3 separate regions of the Mus musculus genome follow, and regions 1 and 3 are each linked to region 2. A link is a loop called in an ENCODE intact Hi-C map of the cell type or tissue named here. Cell type or tissue: gastrocnemius. All regions are shown on one strand. Each heading gives the region's core, and the rest is flanking DNA. Links, peaks and the distances in the headings are about the cores only. Region 1 overlaps Riok1 (RIO kinase 1). Region 2 holds the start of Snrnp48 (small nuclear ribonucleoprotein 48 (U11/U12)). Region 3 holds the start of Bloc1s5 (biogenesis of lysosomal organelles complex-1, subunit 5, muted).

Region 1 (10,693 bases), core at 1,477-9,476, 140 kb after region 2:
TGAAGGGCTGAGTTCAGATGACTGCGCCTGCCTGAGTTCATCCTGCATCACATCAGGTGATGGAGCACAGTCACCACCAGGCGAGTCTCATTACGGAGAAAGCAGCGACCAGGTGGGACATGTCAAATGATGCTCCTTGCTTATGAGCTACAGCAACCCGGCAGCTCAGTAGGTCTCTGTTACAGTGATGTCTTGGCCTCTTTATTGACAGATCTAAGTACATCGACTTAATAAACAACACTTAGAAAATTTTAAATGGGGGCTGGAGAGATGGCTCAGTAGTTAAGAACACTGGCTGCTCTTCTAGGGGTCCTGAGTTCAATTCCCAGCAACCACATGATAGCTCACAACCATCTGTAATGAGGGTCCATGTCCTCTTCTGGTGTGTACTCATATACATAAAATAAATAAATAAATATCTAAAAGAATTTTAAAATACAGATTATGAGCTGTAAAAATAATAGAACAGATTGTAGACTGGGAATTGGGTTTTCTTTGTTCCTGGAAAGGAGTTGTTGAGATACGGCCTCTCTATGTAGCCCTGGCTGTCCTACAATTCTCTAGGTAGACCACGCTGTCCTCAAGTCCACAGACATCCAGCCTCTGTCTCCCAAAGTCTGAGATTAAGGGCATGTACCATGGAAACTGGCAGAAGTTGAGTTTTCTTAAGTCAAACCTGCTACTCTGGCTGGATAAGACTATGGCATAAAACTAAAGTTATACCTACTTAGAAATCTGAGGTGGAAGGATTATTCAAAGCCAAGAGTTCAGGACTAACCTGGGCAACACAGTGAAACACCATCTCTTCAAAAGAGAAAAAAAAAAAAAAGTCATGGAGTTGCCTCTGTTGGCAAAGTACATAAGAAACCAAGTTCAGATCCCCAGAGAGCACCTACAAAGATGGTATAGCTGCTCACCTGTAACTCCAGAGCCAGGTTGAGGCAGCTAGGTGACAGCTGAGTCCCCAGAGCACACTATCCAGCAACTCTAACAGAATCAATTACCAAGAGAGAGAGGTGAACCAACACTCACCTCTATTCTCTCCACCCACTCGTATATAAGCACATACACACCTTCCCACACACAAATACAGGGGAAAAAAAACCCTAAGACTTTTCAGTTATAACACATGACTTCCTATAATCTGCATCAATACTAATCACTGAAAATAATGAATGTTCTATACATTTTAGACGTCTTAATGCTTCAATTTAACTATGCTACTCTGAAATGGTCACCATGTTTCAAGTCTAAGAAGACATATCAGCCTTCATTCTATATGGAACTGTGCCAGTTAGTAATAAATGAGAATAATAACCTGAAGCGAGAAGTTTGGTTTCTTTGACAAACAGAAAAATAATATAGGACTGTTTCCATTTTAGTCCCAGGTGTGGGATATGAGACTGCTTCAGACTGTCCACAGCAGCTGACTATGATTTGCCTCGTGCTCTAGCTGGGGCATGATTTTGCCAGCTGTAGATAGTTTCTACAATTTGTGACATTTGGAATTTTGAGAGGGTGTATAAATGCTAGGACCCAGAGAGATGGGTTGTTGGTTGGTTGCAGTTTGTTAAGAGTTGTGTGCAAAGAAGAAACAGAAGAAACTAGCTATCCTGATGGCAAAGATCTAACTTGCCCTAAGAAACTTGATGCCCCTAATCAGCAGAAAGTAGTCTGAGGATAATGTCACTCCCTTCCCCTTCTATTCTTTTTTTTCTCCTATCTCGTGTTCGGGAGTTGCAAGGGTGGTAAAAGGGTACAGAGGGTGGAAGAAAATGGAACCCACAAAGTAGCCAAAGAATGGCTACAAGAATCCATTTTATTTTAATGTGTATGTGTAAGTGGAGTGCATGTGTGCATACTGTTCAAATGTTCAAACAAGCATGAGTGTAGAGGCTCAAAAGGGATGTCTGAAGTCATCTTCGATTACTCTCTACCATACTCATTGAGGTAGGGTCTCTCAACTGAACCCAGAGCTCACTGCAACTGTTAGCCTAATACCCAGCTTGCCCTGGGGATCCCTGTCTCTCTAAGGTATAGTGTTTCTATAGCTGTGATAAAACATCATGATCGAAAGCAACTTGAGGAGGAAGGTATTTCAGTGTACATTTCCATGGCCCACTCCATCCTTGAGGAAAATCAGAGCAGGAACCTGGAGGCAATAACTTAAAGCAAAGCCTTGGAGGGATGCTCTTTACTGGCTTGTTCCCCATGGCTTTCTCACCTTTCTTAGAAACCCCAGGTACCCCTGGCCAGGGTGGTACCACCCACAGTAGCCTAGGCCCTTCCACATCAATCACTAATTTAAAAAGTCCCCAACAGTTTGCTACAGATCAATCTTATGAGGAGGAATTTTCTCTTTTAAGTTTCCTTCTTCCTAGATATGTCTAGCTTTTTGTCAAGTTGATGAAAAACAAATAGCATAGTTGACCCTTTGTCACCTTGACAAACCTATCACACATTAAGCCTTAACATTACCTTTCCTTTGCATTCCCCAAACCCCGTTAATATCGATATCACAATTTAAAACATTCCAATTTCTAAAAGTCCCAGTCTTTACAAAACTAAACACTTTAAAAGCTCAATCTCTTTAAAGCATTCAAAGTCTCAAGTTCAAAGCCTCTCTAAACCACCTACAGTTTCTCAACTGTGGGTTGCTGTACAATTAGAAAACAAGTTAGATACTCGTTTAAAAAACAAAGTCAGGGTATAGTTACCATCAGACCAAAGCAAACAGTCCAATGATGTGAAAGGCTCAGACTTCTGGGATCCACTCAATTTTCTGGGCTTCAAAGGATGAAGGCAGATCCACTTCTCTGGCTTTGCCATCCACAGCACACACAGCTCGTCTAGCCTTAGGCCAGCTCCACTCCACACCTGCTGCTCTTGGTGATGATCTGACAGTACTCTAAAACGTTGGGAGTTTCCACTGCAATGGAAGATCGGAGGAGGGTGCTTCACCCCTTATACCTTATAAGTCCATTATGCAGTAAAGTCAAGGCACAACTCAAGGCAGGAACTGAAGCAGAGGCCATAGAATGATACGTACTGGCTTGCTCCTCATGCCTTGCTCAAGGCTTTCTCATAGAACCCAGGATTACCAGCTCATAGGTGGCACCATTCACAGTGAATTGGGTCTCCCAACATCAATCAAGAAAATGCACTACAGGCTTGCCCATGGGCCAGTCTGGTGGGAGCATTTTTTTTTTCTTGAAAGAGGGCATTTCCTTCTTATCAAATGACTCTAGCTTGTCAAGTTCACAGAAAACTAGCCAACGGTTTCTACCTTCCATGCCTGGGATTACAGGGGAGCCATCATACCACCTGATATTTATGTAGGTTCTGGTGAATCCAAGTTCCTGTCCTCGTGCCTTAGTGGTCATCAGTTTATCCACTAAGCCATCTCCCCTGCCCCCTTTACTTGTTTTTGTAAACATTTACTGGTGCTAAATTAATTACCTGTATTGTATCTCACTTAATCCTGTCATGTAACAGATGGCATTATTCTCCAATTTCACAAGCACAAATTTCCAAATAGTCTCGACAGTCCCGATGTTCCTGCCACATGTTAAATGTGTAACTTTCCGAGGCATTATTCTCATAATAAAAAGTCATAAAAATTTTTAATAGGAATTTATTTAGCAAATGGAATAAAAGTTTCTTTTGGATTTTTTGTTTATAAAACAAGACATATAAAAAAATCATGTTTGAAGGAAGAGTGGAAGGAAACTTGGAGTCACGTTCTTTGTCCTAATAAATTTCTGAGATTTTTATTTTATGTGTATGAATGTCTGAAAGTACGTCGGTGCACTACATGCCACGCAGGGCCCGTGGAGGCGAAAAGAGGGCATTGGGTCCTCAGGAACTAGTTAGGTGGTTGTAAGCCACCAGATGGGTGTTGGGAATAGAACCTTGCTGTAGCTTGGTCTTCATGGAGGCCCCCCAACAACTGGAGGCTATCTCTAAAGCTGTTGCCTGTCTGTGGATCCCATTCCCATAACTGGGCTGCCATATCTGGCTTCAGTGGGAGTTATATGCCTAGCCCTGAAGGGTTTTGATGTGTCAGGGTTGGGGGGATACACAGGGGGAGAGAAGGGAATGGGTGGGGAGGACTGTGTGAGGGAGGAAGTGGAAAGAAGTGGGGACAGCAACTGGGACGTAAAGTGAATAATGAAAAAAAGAGAAAATTAGAAAAGTACAGAGAATTGGTTTATACAGATTTTTGAGAAAAAAGCCTATTTTTCCTATTTGTGTACATACAAAATGCCCACATAAAGAATTTACTTAAAATTATTACTGTGTGTATATTGGGGGGGGGCAGGTGTGTGTAGAGGTCAGAGGGCAATTTTTGGGAATCATCATCTCTTCCCTTCCACTGTGGGATTCAGGGATTAAACTAGGCTGTCAGGCTTGCTCAGTGTACCCAGCCCAGCATACGGGAAATAGCAGTTGACACGTAGTCAACATTAGGAACTTCCTGTTACCTCACTGACACAGCGAGTGTCTGCCCCCGTGACTGCAGCCTCTGAACCCCTCCACTCAGTCTTCCTTTGATAGGTGAGACGGGACACTGAGTCCCAGAAGTCTGAAGGACCAGCAAGCGACCACCACACTACACCGTGAATCTAGGGCCATCCAGGATCTGTTTCTGTAATTGCCATACTAAAAGTGCATTATTTCCCAGTGAAAAACCACTTCTGTTGTTGTGGCCATCCTGCCTCTGTCTCCCATGTACTGAGACTGAGGTATACGCTACCACACCTGACTTAACTCAGTTACGACTCTTGCAAAGTATATATTGAGGTGCCAGTTTGTTGGGGGCTCTAAGTAGGGACTGATGTATAAATCAAGCACTAAATGTGCCATCATCGAGTTAGTGCCTAGGGGGAAGTAAAGAGGTGAAGCCAAGTAAATGACCTCAGCTACCTGGGCCTCCTCTGCAGGATGCTCCCCCCAAATGCACAGCACCTGCTGTCAATCATGCTGGTTAAACATCAGAACTCAAGGGCATGGCTCCCTCTAGTGGAATAAAATGACTTCGAGCACAACTGACAGCATTCCCATGGCTAAACAGCAGAGTCTAAAGGCTAATGATTCATCTAATAGCAACCAGCACAGGGGATGACCTGCACTTTAAACCCAATCTCTTTAGTTCTAATAAACAAAAGAGTGAGTCCAACCTACCCCTTTGGTGTCTAAAGTCTTTTTTAAAAACACTCTCACAGAAGCAGGGGGAGGGGTTATGGGGTTTTGGGGGAGGGAAATTGGAAAAGGAAATAACATTTGAAATGTAAATGAAGAAAATATCCAATAAAAAAAGTTAAGGTAAAAAAAAAAATACTGATCTGGTTCTTTGTGAGTTGGAGACCAACAAGGAAGACACAATGAGACTCTTAGGGGGGAAAATCACATTGGTCTGATACTTTTTTAAAATAACCATTGTGGACCAGGGATGGTCTCAGTTCAGTGTTTGCACGGCCCAGGGAGCCCCGTATTTAATCCCTAGCACTGCATAAAGCAGGGTGAACACTGTTCAAGAACTGAGTCATGGGAGATTTTGAGGTCTTCTGAGAAATCTCCAAGAAGACAAGTCTTGTGACTTCAGTTTCTTCAAAAGCAAAGAATTGTCCTCGGAATGTGAGCTCCTCTCAGGTGTATCGACAAGAGCACTTACTTCAAACTACTCATTACAGCTGGCTAGTGTTGTCTATATGCCTCTAAGGAAAAACATGCTTTTGCCTCACACAGTTTGCTAAACAGAGACAGACAGACAGACAGACAGACTGATGTGTGTGCGCGCACACACACACACAGAGCTTGTTGTCTTGTGACTGTACAGTTTACTTATGTCACTCCTCCTAACCCTCAGAGCATAAAGTTGGCAATTACTGCATGAAACTTTAGTCCGCCCCGTTTATTGGCTCCATTTTCCCAGGACCTACCATCTCTGGGTAAACTACAGGCTGTGACGACACACTTGAGAAACAAAGTTATATGGATCCCAAGTTCAAGGTCATCCTTGACTGCATGGGTGTTCAAAGAGAGTTTGAAACTAGCCCGGGCTACATGAAAAAACTGCAGGTGAATGAACTTGAGACAGCGTTTTGGTAATCCTTTGGTTCAAGTCCCACTATTTACACATGAGGACTTCTTCCTCAAAGGAAAGTGACTTCCCAGTGTCACAGCTGCATATCAAAGCAAGCGAGGGAGCGTAAACCTAGATTTGTCATCGCAGCCCTCAGAAAGCCTTAACAGTGTTACATGCTAAAGCATCAGCAAGTGGACTGGGCTGCCCCATTTCCGTCCACATATGGACTGGGATGAGGTACTCATCAGTGAACTCACTTTTTCGACTGAACACTTTACGTGGTCGTCAGATAACCCTATTACAAGCCTGGGGGATGCAAACTGACCCACATCCATTCTGTCTTTCCATCCTTATAAACAAGAGGCATACATGATAGCCTCTCCTTTGCTCAGGAGACAGAGCATCTTCTGAACATTTACTGAGAGCTGACCGAACCTCAGCACAAATCAGGTGCTGGGATACAATACAAACCCCTGCCTTCTGGAGCTTACATTCCGAAGTGAGGGTGGAGGCAGACAAAACAGTCACTATACGTTAAGTGAAGGCAATCGGCAGGCTACTTTGTCCTCGGTAGAGCTATAGGAAAATAATGCAGAGGAATGACAAAGCTTGCACGTGTGAGGGACACAAGAGGACAATACCAAATCAGGAGGGGTAGACCGGCCTCTCTGAGCTGGTGACTTTATTGATTTATTTAGATAGGGTCTCACTATGTAGCCCTGGCTGGCCAGAACTCACTATGCAGACCAGTCTGGCCTTGAACAGGGACCCACCTGCCTCTGCCTCCGCAGTGTTGGGATTAAAGTAGTGGGTCACCATGACTGGACAATACTATGTTTTAAGATGAAGATAAAACTGAAAACGTGATCTACACTTTTGAACATACAAGCTCCCTAGTTTTGTCCGTAAGTGAGAGTCTGAATTTCTTACTGCACAGGGCATGTGTTCAGTTTCTTGTAGCTGTGGTAAAATACCAGCTAAAACCAGTCTAACAGTTGAAGTGCATAACTGTAGTGCAATGTGCCTTAGCTGAAAGTGGATGACGAGGAAGTAAAGCCAACCAACCAACAACGGAAGCGTTCGTTCTCACCCGTGAAGCCTGTGGTGAGAGTACATTACAGTGGGGATGAAGGGAAGCTGCCGGCATCACCGTGGCCAGGAAGCAGAGGAAAAGACCAGAATCCGACATCCCAGCAAGAACACGCCCACACACACACACACACACACACACACACACACCACACATGCCCACACACACAACACCCACACGCCCACACACACACACACACACACACACACACCACACACCCCACAACGACCTAATCCTCCAGGCCCTCACCCCACAGTTCTGCCCTTACTCAGCGATACCGCTAGCAACCTGGGGCCAAGTCTTTAACATATGGCCTTTGGGGAACATTTAGGATCTAAACCGTAACGAGGTATTTTGAATGACACCAACTTTGGCCAACTAGGCCAGCGCCAGCAAGAACAATTCTGCTTTGCCCTAGCTTTGCGTTCACATGGTAAAGTAATAAACACATAGAGCTGCCTAAGTGAACCAGAAGACCTGGAAGAGACTCAAATGTGCACAAAGATGATAACTGTGCTCTCAATATTATGGAAACTGAAGCTCCTTTTTGAACTTTAAAGCAGAAAGGAGCATGTTCCAACATACAATCAGAGTTCAGGTGGCACTCACCATAACCCGCCATCAAGCAAGCAGCTGGAAGCTGCAGTCTAAACGGAAACCCTGGGTTGCTGTATAAGAGTGTCTGGTGCAAGGATTAACACAGCCATTTGCTACATAAAATAGGAAAAGGTTCTTTAACACCTGGTAATTTTTCTCAATGTGTGTCCTGTAATTTTCTCTTTCCTACCAGTAAGTTTACTCCCCCCACGAGTCTCATCACAGTTACTGCAGTGGGCTGTGGCTTCTTGGGTTATAAACCGGAAGACTCCGTTCAAACTCACCTGCGGCCTTAAGCTAACTCCACATCAACTAGTATCCCAGGCCAAGCCACCAGCATCCTTCACCAGGGCTAACAACAAGCACAGCCAATCATCTTCCACCTTTGCTTCAATTCTCTAGAAGCCAGAATCATGCTTTCAAACTACAAGTTGGACCCTGACACTCCTCTGCTAAAAACCCCATGAGCTGTGCACTCTGATCTCCCCCCGAGTCTGATGCTGCCACCCCATTTCTGACCACTGCACACAGCTTTTTGCTGCAGGGCCTTCCTGTGGCTTCGTGCTTTGACTGGGGTATTCTTCCTTCCCGATGTACCTTGGCTTTGTTGCTTGTATCCTCATCTGCTTAAGTAGTCCAGTCTGGCTGGAACGCAGACTCCTTCCATCCAGCCACCACAGTGCCAGGAAGTTCGGTGTGACTCACCTCCAATATTTTATGTTGTCAACTTGTACCTCCCTAGGTTTTCTCTTTATTCAGCATTGATTCTCTCTATATAATGTATAACCTCTTCAAAGAATATTACTTTTTTAAAAATTTTTCATTTCCTAGCAAGAATGCAAACTACCCAAAGGAAGTAATGTGGTTTTATTCATAGCTATATCCCAGTTCCTAGAACACTGAAATATCTGATGAACAAATGGCTGGGTGTGAAATGGCACCTGAGCTGGGAGGGCTCACTGGAAAGGTATAGTTAAGATGAAGCAGGATCATAGGACAGCTTCCTGTGTATCCAGAACACACAGGAACAGGGCTCCTGGGAATGGCACATAACGGCCAGACGATGTCTCTCGGAGCGGAGCTCCAGGCTGTTTCAGATATGTCTTTGGCATAGACAAAGAAAACAAATGTTCCCAAGTTCGTCCGTGGATGTTCATCATAAACACTCATGTTCTGATACTTGTGGGAAAATGTTTGCAAGATAAAAATATAAAAATAAAATATACAAAGTTCTTCATTAAAATAATACCTTAATAAGTCCGTTAAAAGCAGAGCCAGGACTGGATCCCGAAAGAATAGGCTTTTGAAACAATCACATGACCACACCCCAGCCTCCTCTGACAGTGAGACAGTGAGGAAGCCTCCTCCAGCTACTTCTGTTTCAGGGTTAAAATGTAGCCGAGGAATGGCTCCATTCTATTTGCCTTTTTTGGCCTTGGCTGTTTTTTCCTTTCTTTTTTTCACATGTTTAGGGATTTTATTTTTTCTCTTCTCTCTCTGGGCTTCCTTGACCATCTTTTTTCTTTCCTGTAAAATATAAACAACCCACCCCCAATAAAATTCATTCATTCGGTGTATTCAAGTTATTATTAGAATTAAAATTAATATGTTAAGCAGATAAAAGTATATGTAGCATAAAAAATAACAATTACAGCTTGGTGAGTACAACTTTGCTTTGAGGTTCCCTGCATCTCATTTCTTTGCCATCTCTCTCCCTTCATATCCCTGCCTTCTTCCCTCTCTAAAGAGGGTCTCACTTTGTAATCCAGACTATTCTTAAAACTCCCAAGGCTCAAATGATCTCTCCCCTCCTCAGTTTCCAAGTGCTGGGACAATAGGTTCTGTCATTATACACAGGTTATCTTTCTTCCCCAGCTCCCCGAACCCAGCTACACCATGTCCCTTGAACACTGTTGAAATTATAGACAGTCAAATCAATATCCCAGTATATGTTACTTGACGTTTACAAGTTCCATATTTAAGAGAAATAATGGTTAGAAAGAAACAAATATTTGCTTCTAGTAAACAGACAGAACACGTAATCTGTATGATATTAAAGAAGCTCCTAATAGCAGCTAAGTCTCTAATTTACTCCAAAAGTAAAGTTTGTGTTTAGTTATGGAAACTACAAGTAGAGGCACCATTGATGTTTGAGAGCCACCACATTCAGGAGTAAGATCTTGGCTAACCTTTTTATCAATGTCAGGGTCAGCAATATGGTTTCTGCATCCGGCTTGATCTTCCTGCTCTTCAGAGACTGTGTCGGAGCACTCAGAGCCCCCAGCATCGTCTGAACCAAAACAAGTCTCTTCCTTAACTTCACTTTCTAGGAGCGCGGGGACCTTGAGATTATTATAGAACAATGCTACGTGAAGCCAGGTACTATCAACACATTAATGCCAGCATCTTACATCAGTATGTCAGATACTCTTTCAAGTTATGCACTGAAACATCAAAATAGAATCAACACGCGGGAGAAAGATGGGTAGCATCCATTCACTCCTGTAGGACTCAAGAACATACACAAAGGAATTAGCAGGGTGTCTAATCTTTTGACAGTGCAACATGATGCTATCATTTACAAATGTGTTGGATTACATTCACAGCTATCCTAACATGCATATCTGATTACTAGGGCTATATGGGTGGCCTAAATTAACAACACAACTCTGCTACTTTTAGTAAGACAGAGAGTTGAGCTGGGATTTGGAAAGAATGTGAAATACAGAGGTAGTAGCAGCAGTAGTAGTAGTAGTAGCAGTACTAGTAGTAGTACTAGTACTAGTACTAGTAGTAGTAGTAGTAGTAGTAGTAGTACTAGTAGTAGTAAAATCTATTTAGGTGGCTTCACAACTGTTTTCCTGTGTATTTACTACATTACTAGCAGTAAGCTAATCTAACCAAAATGAACAGTCCAT
Region 2 (10,693 bases), core at 1,757-9,756:
TCTAGGTTCAATCTCCACGGCCACACAAACTAATAAAGACTCTCAGGCAGTCAAAAGTTACACAACCATCTAAGTGGAATCAGGATGTTGTTTCCTGAGGTCCATCAAGGCTTTAGCCATATCCTGCACATAGCTGGCACACATTTCCATCTTCCCTCATCTTCAGTCCACTCTATGGACTGTGATCCCACCCTCCCTCGTATCTTCAGTTATATTTTTGTTATAACCAAGAAAGGAGGCATGTACTCTACTGTATAATTTGTTTGTATGTTTTTGTAAGATGGGATCTATTATTGCAACTCTGGCGGTCCTACTCACTACAGAGTTGGTCTTGAACTCAGAGAGATCTACCTGCCTCTGCCTTCCCACCATCCTGGCCCACTATACAAAATGTTGCAGGATCTTTACTCCCAGTTAACATAAACCCAGTTCATTTTCATATCACATGAAGTATCTTTACTGTTTTAATTCCTTAAGCTTAAGGAACTCAAGGTCATAAGCCTGTCTATAATATCCATTTTTTTTTGCTAATTTAAAAAGAAAAATATAAAACTAGGCTATTTCAATTATAATCTAATATACTTACTCAAAGTAACTGAAGGAATCTTCAAATTTTCATAGAAAAAAGTAGGATTGTACATTTCATTCTAGATAGTAAAAAAACAAAAACAAATTTCAATTAATATTGTTAAGGATTGCACAGTTGGCTGTTTTAAGATTTGAGATAAATAATACCACTATTTAAATAAATAACAATTTGTGATGTTAAACACAATACCATCTACTCTACAAGGGCTCACAATACACTCTCCTGACTTACTAATGAATGAATTTCTTGACAGTATATAATAAACAAATGCTACCTCTTCCTCTTTGGTATATCCCAGTTTCCTCAATCTGCAAGATTCCATGTGCTTTGTTAGTGATGATTTGGGCATGCGATGATTGGAATCATAAGGACATATGGCGATTTCATCCTGTAAAAATTAACAGAAGGGGGAAAATAGCATTTAAACAACAGCCTAGTACTTCCTCTTCTGTGGGCCTCAATCCCATGTGGGTGTTTGTATTAATAAGAAAGGGAGGGAGGGAGGGAAGGAAGAGAGGGAGTTCTCTCAATGCGTCTTTCTAAAGCCTCTGTCCTCTCTACAGCCCTTCAAAGTTTAGCATTCACTATCTCCACAGCCTCACAAATAGCCATTCCTCACCTCTGCCACAAGTACCTCACTGGCACTAGCCACCAGCAACCTTACTGCCACTGATGCCAAAGAACATGTCATACTTGTTGTCTTAGAGTTCCTAGTCATGGTCTATTATCCAAAGCTGTGCTGTCAGCTTGGTATCTTCTCTCTCTCTCATTCTCACATTCTCACGCTCGCTCGCTCTCTCTCTCTCTCTCTCTCTCTCTCTCACTCGCTCACTCGCACTGTTGAGCATAGGCATATGTGTGTAGGGATCGTGTGTCAATGAGCATGTGGAAGCCAGAGACCAACATCAAGGGTCTTTCTCAGTCACTCTACCAGGTAGCCAGCAAATCCCCCACTTCCCCAGTACTGAGGTCACAGATGTTTTTACTGCTGTTCCTGGTTTATACTGGTTCTGAGGAAATCTCATGCTTCCGAAGTAAGCACTTTTATCAACTGAGCCACCTTCGCAGACTTTGTTTTGCTTGCTCGTTTAGAGACAGGCTCCTACTATGTTGCCCAGGCTGGCTTTGAATTGATGGCAATCCTAACTCATCCTCTGGAGTGCTGGGATTACAGCCATTCGCTGCATCTAGCTCTTGATAAATGGTTCTGTCTTTCTACCTGTCTGGTTCTTCTTTGGTCTCCTGCAGTCTGTACTTCATTAAGTCTAATCATTAACCTCTTGTCATTCAACACTACACTTCCTAGCAATACTCTGCCTTCAGCTCTCAATTTCCTGAATCTATCTCATCAGGCCAATGTTTCTCTCCTTAGATCCTTACACTAGGAACCACAAGTGGCTCAGTGGGCAAGGCACTCAACAAGAACGTCTGATGGCCTAAGCTCAACTCCTGGAACCCACACAGGGAAAGAGGAGAGAGAAACAGATTCCACACAACTGCCCTGACAGACCCCCACACCATACACACACAGTTAATTTTCTTTAATCTTTATATTATTATTAAGTACCTTATACTAAAAGTCCAACATAAACAAAAATAAATTCAATATATTCATGGTCTATGTGATGGTTAATCTTAGCTGTCAAGTTAATAAAATCTAGAATCACCTAGAAGGTGGGCCTCTGGGCTTAGGTCTATGGAGAATCATCTTGACTAGGTTAATTGAGGTTGAAGATTGTGGGTGGAACTATTCCCTAGACCAGGTTCCTAAACTGTATAAAAGGTGAAAATGAGCTGAGCACAAAGACTCATTGCTCTTCTTGGTTGCAGATGCAATGTTACCAACGGCTTCACACTCCTATAGCTTTGACTTCCCTATCATAATAGACTTTACCTTAAACTGTAAGCCTTCTTAGTTTTGTGTCTGTTGCTGTGATAAAACACCTTGCAAAAACAACTTAGAGGAACGTGTATCTGGCTCATCATTCCAGGTTACAAGCAATTCTGCAGAGAAGTCAGAGTGGCAGAACCTTGGAGTAGCTATTCACATCCACAATTATGGGCAGACAGAAGGAAGACATGCAGTGCTGGTGTTCTGCCTTTTTCTTCTAATTCAGAACAGAGCCTAGTCCATGAAATAGTGCTGCCTACCTTCAAAGTGAATTTTCCCACCTTAGTTAACCCAGTGAATAAAGCCCTTCTGGGGGTGGGGAGGACCCCACAGGCCAACCTAGACAATGCCTTACTGAGACTCCCTTCCCAGGTGACTCTGCATTGTGTCAAACTGATCATCACACCTTCCTTTCTTACCTTGCTGTGGCTGGGTGTTTTAATCACAACACCACAAAAGCCTCCTAGCACTCAAACTTGCCTTCTCCCGTTTCAGTGAAAGGTGTCACCTGCTCAAGAAAAACCTGCCTCTTCCCTAACCACCCACACCCAAGCAGCCACCTAGTCCTGACATTTTAACTCCTAAGGGTCTTTGAAATCCCAGAGTTCTCTCTAGCCCCAGTGCCACTTGACCAATTCAGAACGTCACTGTTCCTTCTCTGGATTACAACAGCTATCTTACTGCTCCCCATCTCTGCTTCCAGGATGGCTGCTCTCTACTACATTCTACTACACTCTCCACCATGTAGCCATTTTGGAAACCCCAGCTCTCCCATTTACTAACTATAAGAGGTAATATAACTAACTTCTCCTTGAGCTACTTTCTTTTTCTAAAAAAAGAAGCAATGGACCCTTATCTCACAAAGATATCATGAAGATTAAATAAATATAAATATCTGGGTTTATACACAGAAACCATTTGAAGTAGGGCTTGGTACTCTGCACTAAATACATATTAGTGGGTATTTTATTAAAACACAAATTTAATTTGGATATTCCCTGACTTAAAGTCTGTCTATGCCTCCCCTGTTGCCATTGTTTTTTCATAAAAAGGCAAACAAACAGAAAACAAGATTCTCCAATGTGCCTGACAAGGGCCTTTATAAGGCTCCTTATAACCTATACAGCCCCTACCTGCTACCATTGTACTTCCCATTTAGATCATGGAGCAAAGGCGGGGCTACAAGCAATTCTCCTCCTCATGTTCTAACCATCCTTAAGCACTTGAGGCTCTCTAATCTTATCATCTAAGCCAGGACTTCTAGGTCTGCTGATGCTTTCTCTGTGCTTGACCTAACTAATTCTACTCAGTTGTTGTTGTTGTTGTTGTTGTTATTTTGGTCAGGGCTGGGGAGATGTCTCAGTAAAAGAAGCAAAAGGACTGGAGTTCAAATCCTTAGAACCCATGCAAAAAATGGGTATGGTTAATATGCACCTGCAATTTCATTGTTCCCACAGAGATAGAAGATAGAAGGGAAAATAGCCAGAAGCTCACAGGCCAGCTAGAATGATGATGGCAATATCAAGACAACAAGAGACCCGAAACAAGGTAAAAGTTGAGGACCCATTACCCAGGCCATACCCCCACACATATCCATAAGTTTGTTTTTTTTTTTTAAGATTTGTTTATTCATTATATGTAAGTACATTGTAGCTGTCTTCAGACACTCCAGAAGAGGGCGTCAGATCTTGTTACGGATGGTTGTGAGCCACCATGTATGTGGTTGCTGGGATTTGAACTCTGGACCTTCGGAAGAGCAGTCGGGTACTATTACCCACTGAGCCATCTCACCAGCCCCCATAAGTTTTTTAAAGGCTTATTCATTTAGGTATTTTATGTATATGAGTGTTCTTCCTGTATACCTGCACACCAGAAGAGGGCATCAAATCCCATAGGGTTTGATGAGCCATCATGTGGTTGCTGGGATTGAACTCAGGACCTCTGGAAGAGGAACCAGCACTCTTAACCGCTGAGCCATCTCTCTAGCCTAGCCCCACGCAGATTTTAAAGAATATACTTTTCTAGATGCTTTTTCTGACCCATCATAGTCTATAATAACCAGTACTACAAAAATTTCAACTCCCCCCATTACAGACTTTGCCACACAATAACAGCTGTCATTTCTTTACCCCTCCCCCCACTGTTACCATGACAAACTCTACAAGTGCACATGAAACATGGAAATTGATTAATTATCTGGACTAGTCTCAAAACTATCAATGTCATTTACCAGATTTTTTAAGCCAGTTACAACAGTGAGTATCAGATAATCATGTACTTCACGGTTTACTGGATAATCTGGGAGTTTTACAATGGACTTTCATATAGCGGTTAAGCAAAATACACCTCAGAAATCAGAAGGCCTGCAAGTCCCAGTTGCCAATCCCACTGGGATGTTTTTGTTTCTTCATTTGTAAAATGCTGCCAATTATTCTAGCCTCCTTGGGATACGAATTTTAAATGAAGTAACGCAGTGCCATTTAGAACGTGTTAAGTGTTAATATCACGATGTTGTCTAATATCTCGATAATAAATGAAGGAGTGGTGGGGCCCTCCATTCTCAATGGTCTGGAAATTTCATAAAATTATCAATTCATACCTCAAACTTTTTCAGTTGTCCCCCAAATCCATTTTTACAGCATCGTTACTAGGCTTTAAGCCATGAACTATATTGGTTAATTCACAACTCCAAATATACTTGTAAAGGTACAATGAAGGGTTTTTTTTCTTTCCAATTTCCACTTCAATTTTAAGACAATGGTGATTAGCTTGTACGTAAATTGCATATATCTTAAATATTTCCATCGACATATGACTTAAACCTTGTTACTGCATCATAGTAAATGAAGAGGGTATAAGAAATCACCGCGCAACGCAAATTCCCTCTATCCTGCACCTATTAAATAAGTCAGGATAATTCACTCTAATACACTCCTTAGGGGTCCGCTACTAGCTACCATTCCTTGGTGGCGCCCTTTAATCGTCCCACAATCGGTCCTGTCCGAGTGGGAAGCGTCCGGGTTTAAGATAGAGAAAAGTGAACACTGAATCTAACGCAATGCAGAATCCTTATATCATGACGAAGCAAATCGCCAACCTCAGCAGCAGCGCCCCCGGGATATGCACCGGACGAGCCCTGTCCTCCCCTGCATCGCACCGGGATGGAGAGAAGTGGGCTCCCCGGGCGCCTTTCCCACGGCGAGAAGTCAGCGGCCCGGGAAAGGCCGGGCAACCTCGCCCCTCACCTCGGCCTCCGCCTCGTCCCCGGGGTCCAGCTGATCCAGGCTCCATCCCAGGGACGCCGTCACCTCCTCCAGCGTCCGGCAGCAGCTCTCCACAAACTCGCTCAGCTCCTCCTGGAGCCGACGCCGCTCTTCCAGAGGAGGAGGTTCGGTCTCCATGATGGCAGCTCACCTCAGGCAGGAAGAGGCGGAACTGCTGGGCGCGCACGAGCTTCTGGGCGCGCACGGGCTTCTGGGAGCCGTGGGCGGGGCCCCGGGATGGCGCCAGCCTATCGGGAAGAGCCGACGGGCAGGGCGGAAGCGGTAGTTTTGAAAGGTGTTTCCACGCTCTTCTGGGTTTAGTTTGCGTAGCAGGTTAGAACTTGCGTCCCAGCTTTGAGCATCATTCCGCTGCTCCTTCGATGTTTTTAGGAGAAATTATTTATATCGGCAGGAAAGTTTAAAGAACAACACAGAAAGTGTCAGTGTAGCCTTTCTCCAGCTCATTAGCGTTTTCCCTCTTACAATTACTTCTAGATTCTTTATCCCAAATGCTATTATGCACATCCTCAGAACATTTTCCTACATAATCACAATGCATGATCAAACAGAAAATTCCTGAAACGGCTCTTCAAATTCTTTTTAAAGCAATTTATTATGTTTTAACCAATTGGCTATAATTGGTTATTATTTCTTAATTTAGAACAGGACTGGTTAAGAGCATTGACTGCTCTTCCAGAGGTGTCCTGAGTTCAGTTCCCAGGAACCACAAGGTGGCTCACAACCATCTAAAATGGGATCTGATACCCTCTTCTGGTGTGTCTGAAGACAGCTACAGTGTACTCCTATACATTAGATAAATAGATAGATAGATATATCTTTAAGAAAGAAAGGAAGAGGGCTGGTGAGATGGCTCAGTGGGTAAGAGCACCCGACTGCTCTTCCGAAGGTCCGAAGTTCAAATCCCAGCAACCACATGGTGGCTCACAACCACCCGTAATGAGATCTGATGCCCTCTTCTGGTGTGTCTGAAGACAGCTACAGTGTACTTACATATAATAAATAAATAAATCTTTGAAAGAAAGGAAGGAAGGAAGAGAGAGAGCCAGGCTCTTGGCCAGCACTTGGAAGGCAGACACTTGGGAGGCAGATTTCTGAGTTCGAGGCCAGCCTGGTCTAAAGTGAGTTCCAGGACAGCCAGGGATATACAGAGAAACCCTGTTGTGTGTGTGTGTGTGAGAGAGAGAGAGAGAGAGAGAGACTGTGCTGGGGTATCTAAGAGACCAAATTCCTGTCTGAGTTACATTTGGCTTCTCCTCCTGAGAGTGGTGGTCCTGAATTCGAAATCACTAGGTGGTCATTGGCCACACTGTATTCACTGAGACTAAATGTTAGTTCAGTGACAGTTTAACAGTTTGTAAAGCATCCTGTTAACAACATAGAATACTGTAACTCTCAGGTAGTAACATGCTGTCTTGAATATTTTTCATGTAAAAAGTGCATTTTATGATATTTTGCATATATGTCTGTGTACCACATGGATGCCTGTTGCCAGAGTAGCAGTTAGCTATGCAGTCATTTTTCTAAAAGGGGAATTTGATATAGATAAGCTCAATTCAATAAAAACCAAATATAAACATTTTTGTTTATAATAAAATTATCAAAAGCAGGTTTATGAGTCATCCTGGAACTCACCATGTGGTTGTGTCAAATAACCAATTTAATAACAAGTGTGTCAGAAGCAGAAACCTTATGGATGATCACGGCGTGCTTATCTAAAGAAAGGTCATTGCTAATAAAGACACACGCTACATGTTCATAATAAAAATCACATGAAAAAAACACTATTGTCACAGGCATACTCAGAGGCCCAACTCAGGCGATTCTAGATTTTGTCAGCTTCACAGTTAACACTAACCACCATAGTATAGTGTTCTGTTCACATCTTAAAACTTAATTCATAGGTGGGGGTGGGGGTGCTGAGGCTGGGGGGAGGGGGAGGGGAAATGAATTAAGTTTTAAAATTGAGCATTATTATTTCATTATCATAATAGTTCCTGTTACTATCCAAATTTGTCTGAATTTGGCCAGTGGAAGTCATCTTCTTCCATCCCCCATGTCTTTGACACAGCTCTTTTATTATAGTGTCATGCACTTTGCTTTATACACAAGTGTATCTCTTCCCTTGTACGACTCCACATTTAATCTTCCTGTATTGTTTTGATCCCTAGAACTGAATCACATTTGCCTCCATATCAGATCTTTGCTTCTCTCCCCACATCGTTTACCACCAGTGGAAGAAATAGAAAGGGAAATTTTGGCTGCCAATCATTTCCAATGGCATAGTTCCCACCTTTTAATTTAAAGGAAGAAGAAGAAGAAGAAGAAGAAGAAGAAGAAGAAGAAGAAGAAGAAGAAGAAGAAGAAGAAGAAGAAGAAGAAATAGTAACTTTAGTCACTAACCGATAAGAAATGACTATTATGAAGAAAACATGGCAGCAGTCAAAAGACAGCCAGGGTTGAGTTCTAGAGCCATTAGTCACACTCCTCTCATGCTGTCCCTTTTATCTTAGTTTCATAGCCAAATGGTAGGTGTTAGATTACAGACCAGCTAACTGTGTCCCTTCCCTGCCCCTTCCCAAGAATTCCCAGAATTCTGGCTGCAGCTGATAAATGCCTGCTGTGGAGGTTAGAGCACACAGCAGACGAGCTGGAAGCAAGCCAACCTAACCCCCTCCCACGCCCATATCTGCAAGGTAAATTTATGGTTCTACCCAGTACCTGGCTCCTTGGCATGTAAGCCAAGTCAGATTAAATAATACGATGTAGAATGTCATGCCAACTCTCCCAAACTAAAAGTCAGAGAATCTCCTTTATTTGAGGGATTTCCGTGGAGGTATTGTCTGCTCCAGTTCTCCCCATCCACGATTTCATGAGGGAGATCTTTTCTACTCTTCCACTTTAAAGCTTTCTTTCCTAATGCTGTCCTACCCCAAGGCCTGATCATGGTCCCTAGTGGTTGTGAGGTTTTCTCTCTAATAAATCACATTATGGAAAGAAATGGGTCTTGGCTTCCTTATTTATCAACCCCACAGCTTCTTCCCTTTTTCTGTTGCTTGTACCAACAGGGAAACTGTGAGAACAACTTTGGAGATGCCAAGATGACTGTTGTTAGATTTCTGTTTCTATGGCTGCCCAGTGTGTGTGAAAGAAATCAAAACTCAGCCCAGGTGAAGCATGAGCTGTGTCTTAGACAGCCCTGTGGTTTTTGGTTTTGTTTTCTTTTGTTTTGTTTTGTTTAAAAAAAAAAACTTTAGAATGTATTATCGATGTGTGCTGGTTAGCTTTTGTCAACTTGGCACGAAGAGTCACCTGGAAAGAGGGAATCTCAGCTGAGAATTTGATTCTGTCGGGTTGGTTTGTGAGCCTGGCTGTGAGGCATTTCCTCAATTAATGATTGGTGCCAGGAGTGCCACACCTGGGCAGAAAGTCCAAGATTATAAAAGCAAACAAGCTATAGTAGTGACCCTCTGTGGTTCCTGCTTGAGCTCGTGCCTATGGGATGTAGTAAGTCGTTTCCTCTCCGGGTTGGTTTTGGTCAGTGCCACAGCATGTGTGTGGAGGCCATAGGACAATTCTGTGGACTCAGGTCTCTCCTCCCACTTTTCATGGCTTCCAGGGATCAAACTCTAGTCTTCAAGCTTGCACCGCAGAGCACTCTTATGCTCTGGGGCATCTTGCCAGCCCAACAGTCCCATCTCATCTCAGAGTTTAGTGACAGCTTTTACAGAAACCTGGAGAATGTAGGAAAGATTCACCAGCTGACCCTGTGTCTCTGGTTGCTCTTCCAACCCGAGGAACCACTCCACACTAACGTTATGAAACTGCCTCATCAGCTTCCTCCTGCTGCTTATTTCAACAAGAGTTCTGTTCAATTAAATAGATGTAGTTTTAAAAGTTAGTATTATATTATATAAAGTATACTTACTATTCCTGTTGATACTAGAGTCACCCTATGTTTGGTCAATGGAGGCCAGATTAAGATGTGCCCGCATGTGTCTTTGATGTATCCCCATTAGTCTTTCTATGCAGGCTTCTATTATGGGCTGAGGTGGGGTCTCCCCAGCATCTATATTCAAACAGTCACAACGTGACTTTGTTTGGAGGTAGGGCTATTAAAGAGATGAGATCAAGCAAAAGTGTGAAGTTGAGGTCCTTATTTTTTTTTGTAAGTCTTTATTAAAGACACCTCTCTCACACAGCACAAATCGGAGTGAGAGAGAGGCTAGTGTGACTCTGTGCAAGAGTGACGTGCAAACCCACAAAGCATTCCATCCTTTATACCACAAAAATAATGGCACGTCCGTGCTCACTGCTGGGCTACTCACAGCAGCTAGGATACAGAAGCAGTCTAGGAATCAACAGATGAATGGGTACCAGCAAAACCTGGTAAATACACATGACGGAATTCGGAATTTTACTCAGCTGCGGCATGTGTAATGAAGGTGCACAGAAGTGGACGGAACTGGAGACCATTACGTTTAGACAAAGTAAGCCTGATCCAGAAAGTCAAACACCATAGTTTCCCTCATATGCAGAATTCAGATTCGTGTGTGTGTGTGTGTGTGTGTGTGTGTGTGTGTGTGTGTGTGTGTGTGTGACAAGAAAAAGGATTGAGAGGAGGTGTGACCCAAAAGGACGGAGAGTGATGGAATACATGTGACATAAAAGCAGAAGGGGCCGAGCAGTGTTAGCTCATGCCTTTAATCCCAGCACTTGGGAGGCAGAGGCAGGCAGATCTCTGTAAGTTCTGGGCCAGCCTGGTCTACAGAGTGAGTTCCAGGAGAGCCAGGAGTGTTCCACAGAAACACCTCCCCCCATGACCCCGGTCTTGAAAAACAAAACAAAACAACAAAGGAGGAGGGAAGGGCTGTTTTGGGGGAGAGGGAACCAGCGAGGGGAGGAGGAGTATGAGGGACAAATGACAGTAAA
Region 3 (10,426 bases), core at 2,427-10,426, 430 kb before region 2:
GAGTCTTTTCCAGCTCAGTGAGTTAATTTGATAGTTCCTTCGCGCTGTCGCTTCCACTTGGACAAGGCCAGGTCCCTAGGGCTTGCCGGTTGTATTATGGATCCTGCAGATTTGGCCTGCCATTCCTGCTGAGTGTCATCTGTCCTTGCAGTCTTGCTATGGATAAAATTTATTCTCCCTCACATCATCTGCTTGAGAAATCTGTGCCTGGAAGGCCTGTCTGTCCACATTAAGTTTGAGCTATGATAGCCATACAACTAATTTGACAAGGCATTGCTTTAAATAATAAGGCTCCAGGCTTGCATTGACCAAGTCGAGAAACTTCCAGCCCCCAGAATGAAAATTCCAAAGCTCGTTTTGTGCATTCTCTGAACTAGACTGTTCCTGTTGATGTAAGCAATCTGCCCTTCTACAGCACTTAGGAGCCATGTGTTAGAGGCTTTGACTTGCAGAGTGGCCTCTCCGGTTCCTGTTTTCAGTATTTGAACTCCATTTGGTAGATTAAACAACTCAGTATAGCAGTGTCCCTTATCCATAGAGCATGTGTTCCGAGACTTCTAGTGGATGCCTGGAACCCCAGGTAGTACATATGTTAGCTTTCCATTACATTACAAAATCCCTAGGATCATTAACTCAGGATAGTGTTTACTGTGCTTCACAGCTTTAGTACCTGGAGTGAGGCAGCATCAAGGCTGGCAGCATGTGTGTCTAGCTGCTCACCTTATGGCCAGAGGGGCGGGGATGGGCTGATGAAGAAGATAAGGAGAGGCTGGTATCCCAAGGCTTATTACTTCAAGGTCGTACCAGCAATGACTTAGTGACCCTCCCTAAGGCCCCACCATCTAAAGGCTCCACCACCTCCTGATATCACCAAGCTGAGGTCCAAGTGCTTACTGACACACAGACATCTGAGTGATCCAAAACCCAAATTATAGCAGTACCGTGTAGACCAGGGTTTTTCTTTAGTACACATACATGCCTGTCTTAGGGTTTCATCGCTGTGAAGTAACTTTATGACCAAGGCAACTCTTTTCAGAAGAAAACATTTCATTGGGGCTGGATTGCACACACACACATCTCAAATCAGTGATTGCTTTTTCCAACAAGACTGCCTTTCCTAAAGATGCTGTAACTTTCCCAAAGGACATCACCAACAGGGGACAAGTGTTCAAATACATGAGCTCATGAGGCCACTCATCATCACAGGCATAGCAAGAAATTAATAATAAGTAAAAACATATAAATATTGTAGTTATTTTAAATCATGAGCTATTTGTGGGACTTTCACCTTTATATTTTCAATCTGCAGCTGGCTTCATTGAAACGGTGGAATAGCCACAGGTAAAGCAAGCACAGGTCAGCCCTCGTTATCAGATGCATAGGGACCCACTCTGCAGACATGCGCAGAAATCACCTGAGGCTTCTTCAAATGGGTTTCTAGGATCTCGTTCACGTTTTCCATTTATGAGATCTAGAATAGGGCTGAGACTGTGTCTATCCAAGTGATGCTGGCACGATAACTATCCTGTGAGAAACTCTTATACCTATTCCAGCCCGGAGAATCGGCAGACTTCAAGGGAAGCTGCCCCAAATTAAAGCCTTCCTCTTTGTGTCTGGTGGAGCCAAGTTCTTCCCCCCACCGCCATCCTCCCTCCCCTGGCGTGATTGGGAAGTCTTTGTGGCTTTGTTCCTACTGAGCAGCTGTCGCAGGAGCTTGCACACAACTCATGTACCATCCATTGACTGCCGTTGTGTCACCAGAAGCATCTCTCAGGCGAACCATGGTGATTCAGGACCCTGAAGGTTCAGTATGAGATGTATGGGATTGCTGCCACCACCAAGCCTGGTGACGCTCATTCACAGCACGGTCCTTCACACCATGCTGACATGCACACTGAGCATGCCATATGTGTCCCCTAAACTTCAGGAAGTTAATGCATGCAAATTTATAGGCTCTTACCCCCAAGACCAAAGATCCTGCCATCTCTTCCCTCGTGTGTGCACACATGCACACAGAAATACAACTAAATAAAACATAATATTGACATTATATATATATACATATATATATATATATATATATATATATATATATATATATATATATATATCCATTCTTCCAGAAACATGAAAGATAATAACCCCTTCAGAGAAATAGAGTTCATTTTTTATGGTTTGGATGTGACATGAGACCCCTCCCTCCCCCTCGCACTCCTGTATTGAACCTGTGGTCCCTAGGTGATGCTGCTCATTTCAAGGAGGGGAAGTTTAGCAAGCAGGGTAGCCCCCACTCCCTCCCTTGCTGCCTCTCTCCTGTCTGAGTGGAAGGTACAGAGGCACATGTAGATCTCGAGCCTCCCAGAGAACAGCGCAAGTCGACGACATAATATCTGACCTGATGCTCACAGGCCAGGCTGATCGTGAGCGTCAGTGCGTCAGAATTGCAGGAAAGCAGGGTGCTCTCCACTGGTAGACGGCTCTGTGAGGGGAGGAAGAGGTGAGGTCAGACTCCGTCACCTCTTCAGCTCTTGACACTGTGTTGAGCACATGCTGGGTGGTCAGTACATATTTATTGCGAGTTTTTTGAATTAAAACATGAGTTTATATGGCCTTCTAAAGTGAATGTGTTCTCTCTTCATTCTTCCATAGTCTCCCTTCCCCATCATCTGCCCACTCCTCATCCATCCACAATGACTGACGGACACACAGACAATCACTGAAGTAGTTGTTTCTGCCACATAAAAGTCATATAGCCATTTTGGCCTTTCTGTAAAGTTGAGAAAACTGATACCTGTTTCAAAGGAGTGTGAGATGGTGAGATGAATTCGTATTTGTAGGGTGCTTACCTCAACACCTTGCAGGTAGCAAGTGCTATGTGAGTGTTGGCCCAGTGGTGATGCAGTTCTGCCCCTGACTATCCATAGACTTCAGAAGTGAAAGCTCAGTCATGGACACATTCCACCTGTTTTAGACTGGAGCCACAAACCCCAGGCAGGGTTCCTTAGCCGTGCATGGATTTGCTGTTTCACTAAAATAACTGTGTAGCTCAGGAACATGCTATGTTTACAATGAGCTTTATTATAAAATTGTACCGGATAAGCAGCCAAATGAGGAGACTTGGAAGAGTCCCCAACGTGCAGCTAGATGCTCAGAAGAGCATCTTCCTCTTGGCACATGGATGGATGGCTGCAAGCACGAATTCCGCAGAGGATTTCAGGGTGCCTTACAAAGGCACAGGGGACCAAATCATTACTCATGTAATTGAACTCAACCCTATAAGAAGAAGGTGTCAGGCCCCCTGGGACTGGAGTTACAGACGGCTGTCAGTCACCATGTGGGTGCTGGGAATTGAAGCCAGATCCTCTAGAGATGTGGCCAGTGCTCTTAACTGCTGAGACATCTCTCCAGGCCCCCAGCCAGATTCTTTGTTGTACAACTTAGTTAATGAATGAATACATAGAGGGAACAAAGAAGGCATCCCAGAGAGGGAAGGTTAACAAGAAATGCAGAGAAATGGCACAGTAGAAAGACCTCCCTGCTCTTACCTCAAAATCTCTACTGAGTTGAGACCACTACTTAGTCCTTGGCTCTTCCTTGAGTTTCTCTCTCTCTCTCTCTCTCTCTCTCTCTCTCTCTCTCTCTCTCTCTCTCTCTCTCTCTCTCTCACACACACACACACACACACACACACACACCACATACATACACCACACACAAGCATGCATATGCCACAGACACATTGTTTAGAATAATAGATTTCCCTCCTCACAATGCACAGGTTGATCTAGCAGTTTCTGATGGTGCACACAGCTCATGTGACTGCATCTGGCTGGAAATGACTCTCACATCTCTGGGACAGGAGTGGGGACTCTTGGTGTGCCTCAGTTCTCCCCTTGCAACCTCTCTCCACACGTGTCTAAATTAGTATGCTTCTACACATGATGACCTCACTCCAGCAAGAGTGTCCTGGCAAGAAAACAAAGCAGGATGCTGCCCGGTCCAATGGAACCCACTCATCAGTACCGTGTGTTCCACTGGTCAAAGGTCAAGTCACAAGGCCAGCCCAAATTCAAGGTGAAGAGAAACAAATCCGTCTCCTAACAGGAGGTGCTGATAATCTCACATGTGGGAATTAAGAACACTACCAAATATGTTGATCAAAATTTGAGGCTAGTTTTATTATAATACTGGCCAGGATAATGGACACTGGGCCGGTCCATACCAGGGATGCCTAGAGAATGTTAGTGAATTACCTTAGTCAGAGGCTTATAAAAGCAAAACCCACAGGGCTGTGTACGGTTAGGAGCAAACATCTATTCTGACGGACTTACTGTCTATACACCTCCCACCTATGTGTGATCAAGCATAGCCTGTGCAGTTTGGGTAATTAGGCTTGTTGGAAGAAGCAAAACGTGATTTGTTATCTTACATGGATAACAGCCCCAAGGATTCCAGGAAGTTATTTCTGGAAGTTATTCCTTGGGCAAGGGAGGCTTACAGGCCTTTTTGTTTTATAATTCTAATGTTTTAAGCACAGTAATTTAAACTTAAAACATGACATTAATCCTCACAATCCATCATGTGGCATGTCTCTACTGAGAAGGCAGGAACTGCTGTGGCCCTTCTGACCTTAGGTCTCTTCATCTGAAAATGGAGATTTTCCTAAGTCAGCCCTTGTTCGAGTCTGTGTTCGCAGATTCAGTCATAGAAAGTATTTTTTAAATGTCACATTGTTGATGACAGGTATCATAAGTCAGCCGTAACTGCAAATCGGTACTGAGTACTGGCCTTGTCTTCTTGTTGCTATTCCAGAAGTAACAATGTATTGGTGAGAACAGGAAGTAGAAACTGGTGAAATAGAGCAGGAATTCCCAAGCCGTGCTTCCAAGAATGTCCTTGCCGGAGGGCAGGAATGCTGGGATCCAGAGAGCTCAGGTTCCGGCTTCTTTGCCTTCGCTGACGCTTTATTGGAAACTATCTGAAGACCCAATTCTATTTCCAAAGTGTTAATTATGGCAACTAGAATTTCTTTATCACAACACAGAGTTGGCAAATTTCAGAGGTGAAATCCAGAATCAACATTTAAAAAAAAAAACAAACAGCCACATTAATGTAAGAAAAGCATTCAATTTCACATATTGTAGTGAGTCTTCATGGTGCACAGTCATAAAGGAAATTATGCAAAGGGAAAGAAATTTTTTTCTACAATGCAGAAAAATGAATATGAAATTTCTTGGAAGTGAGGAGAATAACAAATGTCTTTGAAAACTATGATTTCTACATATTGATTAAAAAGCTAGGAAATTAAATTTTTTATTTGTCCTCCTTTGGGGGTTTACCATTTCTTCTGCGATAATCCCCCAATTCCTGCTTCACCTAGTTATTCTCTCCATGTCTCACTTCAAGACTGGAGACAAACACTGGTCTTTTCTGGGAAGTCTTTCCTGATCCCCTCAACAGCTAGTATCCACAGGTATGGAACGATTCCTCTTCCTGCCGTTTATGTCGCTTTACGTTCCTCCTTCAGACTGGACTAAGACCCTTTAGGATGACATTGTTCATTGTTCAGAAGAGAGTAGCGGAGGAAGCGGTCACAGCTGAGTCCTAAGGAAGAACCCCTGGATGATGAGGAGGTAAAAACCACTGGGAGGCCGTGCATTGCTCTCTTTGAAGCATGACAATTTGTTGAGAAAATGAACATTATGGAATATATCAAATGTCAGCACTTATTAGTCTAATTTAGGGAGACCATCTCAAACACCCAACCAAGCAACAACAAAAAACCTAAACAAAACAAAAACGAGTTTCTTAACCTCTAACCGTGTTGCTTTATTTGTTAAAAAAATTATGATCTGTCTCCTCAGGTTGCTATGATGACCCTAAGGTGACAATACATGTCAAAATGCTTTATAAAATAGTGGTGGCCAGTAACAATGTAGAAACTATGTATATACTACTACTGTTATTCTTCTGCTCGCCGCGCCTTGCTCCAACCATAGTGAGTTTAGTTCCTACCGGCGTAGGATGGGATAACCGAGAAACAAGTAATTTTCAAACACCTCCCATACGCAGATCATCTGCCCTCATCCAGCATGGCCGCATCGGCTACACTCCCGGCGCCTTCCCCGAACCCAACGACTCCGACGCCCTGTGATGACGTAACACCAGAGCGTCTCTCTCCCTAAAGGTCCGTGCCTGCGCCGTGGACGCCGCGGGTGGGCGGAACTGGTCGGGATGAGTGGCGGAGGCACCGAGACCCCTGTAGCGTGCGACGCCGCCCAGGGCGGCAAGAAGCGGGACTCACTGGGGACTCCGGGTGCGGCGCACCTCATTATCAAGGGTACGGAGTGGAGGGCGTGGTCCTCCGTGCGGGGTGGGGGCAGCGTGCTGGGGACCGCCCCTCCTGGTGCTCCCCGGCTCCCCTGTAGCCCTCAGCTGCCTGGCCCGCCTCGAGACGAAAGGTCCCAGCTCGCAGGACCCAGTTACGTGCAATGGGCGAAGGGCGCACAAGCGGAGAATGGGAACTAGTTGGAGCCCCACACGTAGTAGGGTGACTTCGGTCCTTCACCCTCTCGTCCTCTGTCCTCTGCGCCTTGGGGGTCATGCCAGGAAGAACACTTGGGAAAACGTCCTGAAACACAGCGCTCAGTACCATACAGTGTACCGGTCTGAGCTGTCCCCTTTCAGCCTTAGTAGATTTCGACCTAAATTATTACAATAACAACTAGCTTTAATTCCTAAACCTCAGAAGTCCCCGTTAACCGCGAAGAAGCCTCCAATTGCAGTTTCCACTGCTTCCCTCAACTCCCTGCTCAACCCGCCTATTCCACCAACTTTGGGCTACAGTCCTACACTGCCTGGAGAGTGGTGGCTTACCATCTGTGCGGTTCCCATTTTACTCTTACCAGATCTGTGGGCGGCCCCAGCTGAGCTGGCTGCGACTGTTTAAACTGTGTTTCACATTGTTTCTTAGGTTTAATTTGGGATCCAGTAGTATTGTGTGTGTGTGTTAAGACTAAGTTAGAATTCTTTCTCTGTGCAATCTCAGTGAAGATTAGTCGTTGTATGGCTGTTGTTGGGCCACCATGACTCCATCCGCAAATGTTTTTCATCTTGCAAAACTTTGTATGCATTAAACCATAACTCCTCATGCCACTGTGAATTTGACTGGTCCAGTGCCTCTGAGGACTTGGACAGCTCCACTCTCGGAAATAAGGCTGTTTTGAATATGAATATATAGACATCCTTCGGAGGTCCTGTGTTCAGTTCTTGGGACTGTATCTCCAGTAGTGGATTTTTGGGTCATTTGATTATTCTTTAAACTTTTTGAGGAGTTGGCATGTTCTGTATTTGCTATACCATTTTCTAGTCACCTGTCATCACCAACTCTTGTCTTTGGTACTAGTTATTCTAATGCGTGTGAGATGACACTCCCTGTTGTGATTTTCATTTCCTCTAATATTTGGTTAATGTGCTTAACTGACTACCCATTTTTTAGGTAGTCATCTAATATCCATTTAAGTCCTTTGCTCGTGTAAGTAGATTCTGTTATTGAGTTATAGTTCTTGATATATTCTTGAAAGGCAACTTTGCTGGCCGCTATACCATTAATGCTGATACACACGCGCACACACACACACACACACACACACACACACACACATACACACACACACACACACACACATCTGTCTCCTCAGTACCCATAGCAGGTGTTTGCAGGCATTTTTCTCACTTGCCTGGTTGCCTATCATTCTGTTGATTGTGTCTTTGAGGCGGAAGTTTTAAATTTTGAAGCAGTACTGTTTTTACTCCCCCAGTACTGGAAGCCAAGCCAAGGCCTCCCACATGCTAGACAAATACCATACTACTAGAGACTACATTACCAACTCCCTTTTCTGTTTTTTATTTTGAGACTGGTTCTCACTTTCACACTCAGGACCCACACACACAGCCTTCCCTTTATTAGGTACTAAGAGAGTTGTAGTTCTGTTTGGTCTCATCTTGTAGTCCCGTGGCTCTTCCATCAAAGCACTTCTCTGTGTCTTTGTGAGGAGATATTTGTCTAGCTTTCACATTAGGTTACAAACAAGTAGAGATCAAAGGATTATACATTTCAGTACTCTTTTTTTTTTGAACAGTAAAAGAATGCATATAGCCTGACTAGAGTTAGATATCTATAGAAGTCTATATTTTACACGTACATGGTTATGCTAGCAGAATTTATATTTAATATTTGGACTCTTACAAACTCTGAATTATTACAATGGATTTATTATAATGTCCTTACACAACGTAACTTCTGTGGTAATCTGTATTTCATGATCTGTTCCCCCATAGTTTCCCACAGCTGCAGTTTTAGGAGTGACTGATAATCTACCTCTGTGTAGAACTAAATTAATCTGCAGAGTCTTAAGTGGCTCCTTTTTATCATCGGACTGTAGAAACAGATGTCTCCAAACCGACAAACCTTAACTGCTTCTCAGTCACGTGGAAAGAGATAGTGGTAGGGGTGCTGTGTAAATATCACAAACAGCTTGCCTAAGGAGATACTCACTGGAGATGAGGTGATTTGGGGACCTTGTGGGATGTGACATGATAGAAGTAGACCACTCTGGCACTTCAGGAACACAGCATACGGGCTGGTCAGAAACCTGGGAAGAAGCTGGTGAGAATGAAAGCCAGTGTCGGGGAAGAACGAGAGCTCAGATGTTGTAGAAGAAAATGGACATTAGGTGAAGTGAGTAGCTGAGGCATAGGGATCAGCACATCATTAGGTGAAGTGAGTAGCTGAGGTATAGGGATCAGCCCATCATTAGGTGAAGTGAGTAGCTAGGGTATAGGGATTAGCCCATGGCAACTGGAGGGGCTACATCAGGATGCCTGAGGTAACATGCTGTGTTTAAATAACTGCAGCTCAGCTGGGATGGAAGACCTCAAATGGACTTTTGGAGCTGACCTGTATGTGTCCTGTTGCCCAGTTGTGCTTTTGCGAGAAGATTCTCAGTACAAGGTCCATAAAGTCCTACAATGCTTGGTCTCACTCAGGCAGCCCTAACTCCTAGTACACTAGGTCCAAGATCTGAATAATAAACTCTACACACTCTGTTGTACACCATATTTCCCAATAGTACTTTCTTCATGAAAGAAAACTCCAAATAGCTTTTTACAGAAATGATGTGGGTAATAACCTGCTGAGAGATTAGAAATTGTCCTTCTGTTTCTATTGTTTTCTTCTTAACATATTAGCATGATAAATCTCAGTAAAACTTTTAAAAACAGAATTAGAATCTGATCCATTTAAAATTTTATATATATATATATATATACATATATAAATATACACATATATATATACATATGCACATGAATATAAGGCGTACATGTTTTTATTTGGGCATGTATCTATTTTGAGGTTTATATCTTAAGCTAGTTGTTGCTAAGAAGAATGAATAAATCTACTTACCCAGTGGGTTAAAATTCAAAATTCTTTCATAGCTATGGCTTTTTCAGATTTAGTATAAAGTAAAGATGCTTAACACCAACACTCACCACCAACCTTCACAGATAAATCTCTATGAGGCCCACTAGAGAAACCAACCTAGAATGTGCAAAGCCCCAAGTTCACTCCCCTGTGCTTAAAAGGCCCCACCATGTACCCTACTCTACTGAACTTGTATCACCCTCTCTATATCACCCTCCATCCTGAATTTAACGTGTACCAGAGGAAGTATCCTTTTAGAATTTATGCAAATGGATTTATTCTTTCTGAAGCTGTTGTGAGACTTATCCATGTTAATAGGTGTCGATCTGGTACATGCATTTAACTCTCCACTTACCATTGTTCATTGTGTGACTATTTAGAATGTTAGCTTTTTAAATTATTCTCTTGGTACTACACATATGCCTCAGCAAACATTTACAGATGCCGTGCTTATTTGTGTGAGTTTATTTTCCTGTGTTGTCTATCTCAGCATGGGATGGCTAAGGATGTGTATCCTCAGCTCTGTTAGACATTGTTAGACGGCTCTCAAAGGTAGTTCTACCAACGAACACACACTGGAAGTGGAGGAGTTTCCCTCCTGATCCATGGTCTGGAGTGGACTTTAACCTATCTTTGCCTGTTGGGGAAGAGTAAAATAGGCCAGAGATTGCACCACGGAGTGTGACTTAACCCTTGATTCTACTTTATCTGTTTAGATCTTGGAGAGATTCATTCCAGGCTGCTGGATCACAGACCAGTTACCCAAGGTGAAATCCGTTACTTTGTAAAAGAATTTGAAGTAAGTATGGAAACTTACTTGGTTGAAAAGATTGTCCCAGTTGTTAATGGCCTACTACACACAAGGGTGATTCCTGAGGGCTAAAACCTGACTTTAGTTTATATCTTACAAATATATGTAGTAAAAATCATAAGAAGATAAAA

Evidence for each region. Peaks named below come from ENCODE experiments on the same cell type or tissue, not always from the same donor. Only the 100,000 strongest peaks of a DNase experiment are listed, where the experiment ranks them.
Region 1: a loop joins it to region 2, with 2.4 times the contacts of the local background. A loop is called at or near these places in 23 of 42 quality-filtered maps.
Region 3: a loop joins it to region 2, with 2.5 times the contacts of the local background. A loop is called at or near these places in 3 of 42 quality-filtered maps.

The regions. Positions count from the first base shown.
Region 1 is chr13:38,059,364-38,070,056 of GRCm38, reverse strand. It overlaps Riok1 (RIO kinase 1), which reads right to left. Exons shown (of 17, transcript NM_024242.3): 16 at 9,965-10,117; 17 at 8,624-9,302. The coding sequence ends at 9,192. Among named protein-coding and RNA genes, the nearest start is that of Riok1, 28 kb to the right of the region's middle. In gastrocnemius, for the core only: a CTCF peak has its summit at 5,030 (motif pointing left); a DNase peak (open chromatin) is centred at 4,996.
Region 2 is chr13:38,200,161-38,210,853 of GRCm38, reverse strand. Snrnp48 (small nuclear ribonucleoprotein 48 (U11/U12)) reads right to left here and starts at 5,915. Exons shown (of 9, transcript NM_026382.2): 1 at 5,726-5,915; 2 at 864-977; 3 at 587-647. The coding sequence starts at 5,881. In gastrocnemius, for the core only: no CTCF peak of the experiment used is centred there; a DNase peak (open chromatin) is centred at 5,951; H3K4me3 peaks cover 1,792 bases; H3K27ac peaks cover 716 bases.
Region 3 is chr13:38,630,850-38,641,275 of GRCm38, reverse strand. It overlaps Bloc1s5 (biogenesis of lysosomal organelles complex-1, subunit 5, muted), which reads left to right and starts at 6,184. Exons shown (of 5, transcript NM_139063.3): 1 at 6,184-6,340; 2 at 10,201-10,283. The coding sequence starts at 6,235. In gastrocnemius, for the core only: a CTCF peak has its summit at 5,999; DNase peaks (open chromatin) are centred at 6,173 and 6,854; H3K4me3 peaks cover 1,730 bases; H3K27ac peaks cover 1,516 bases.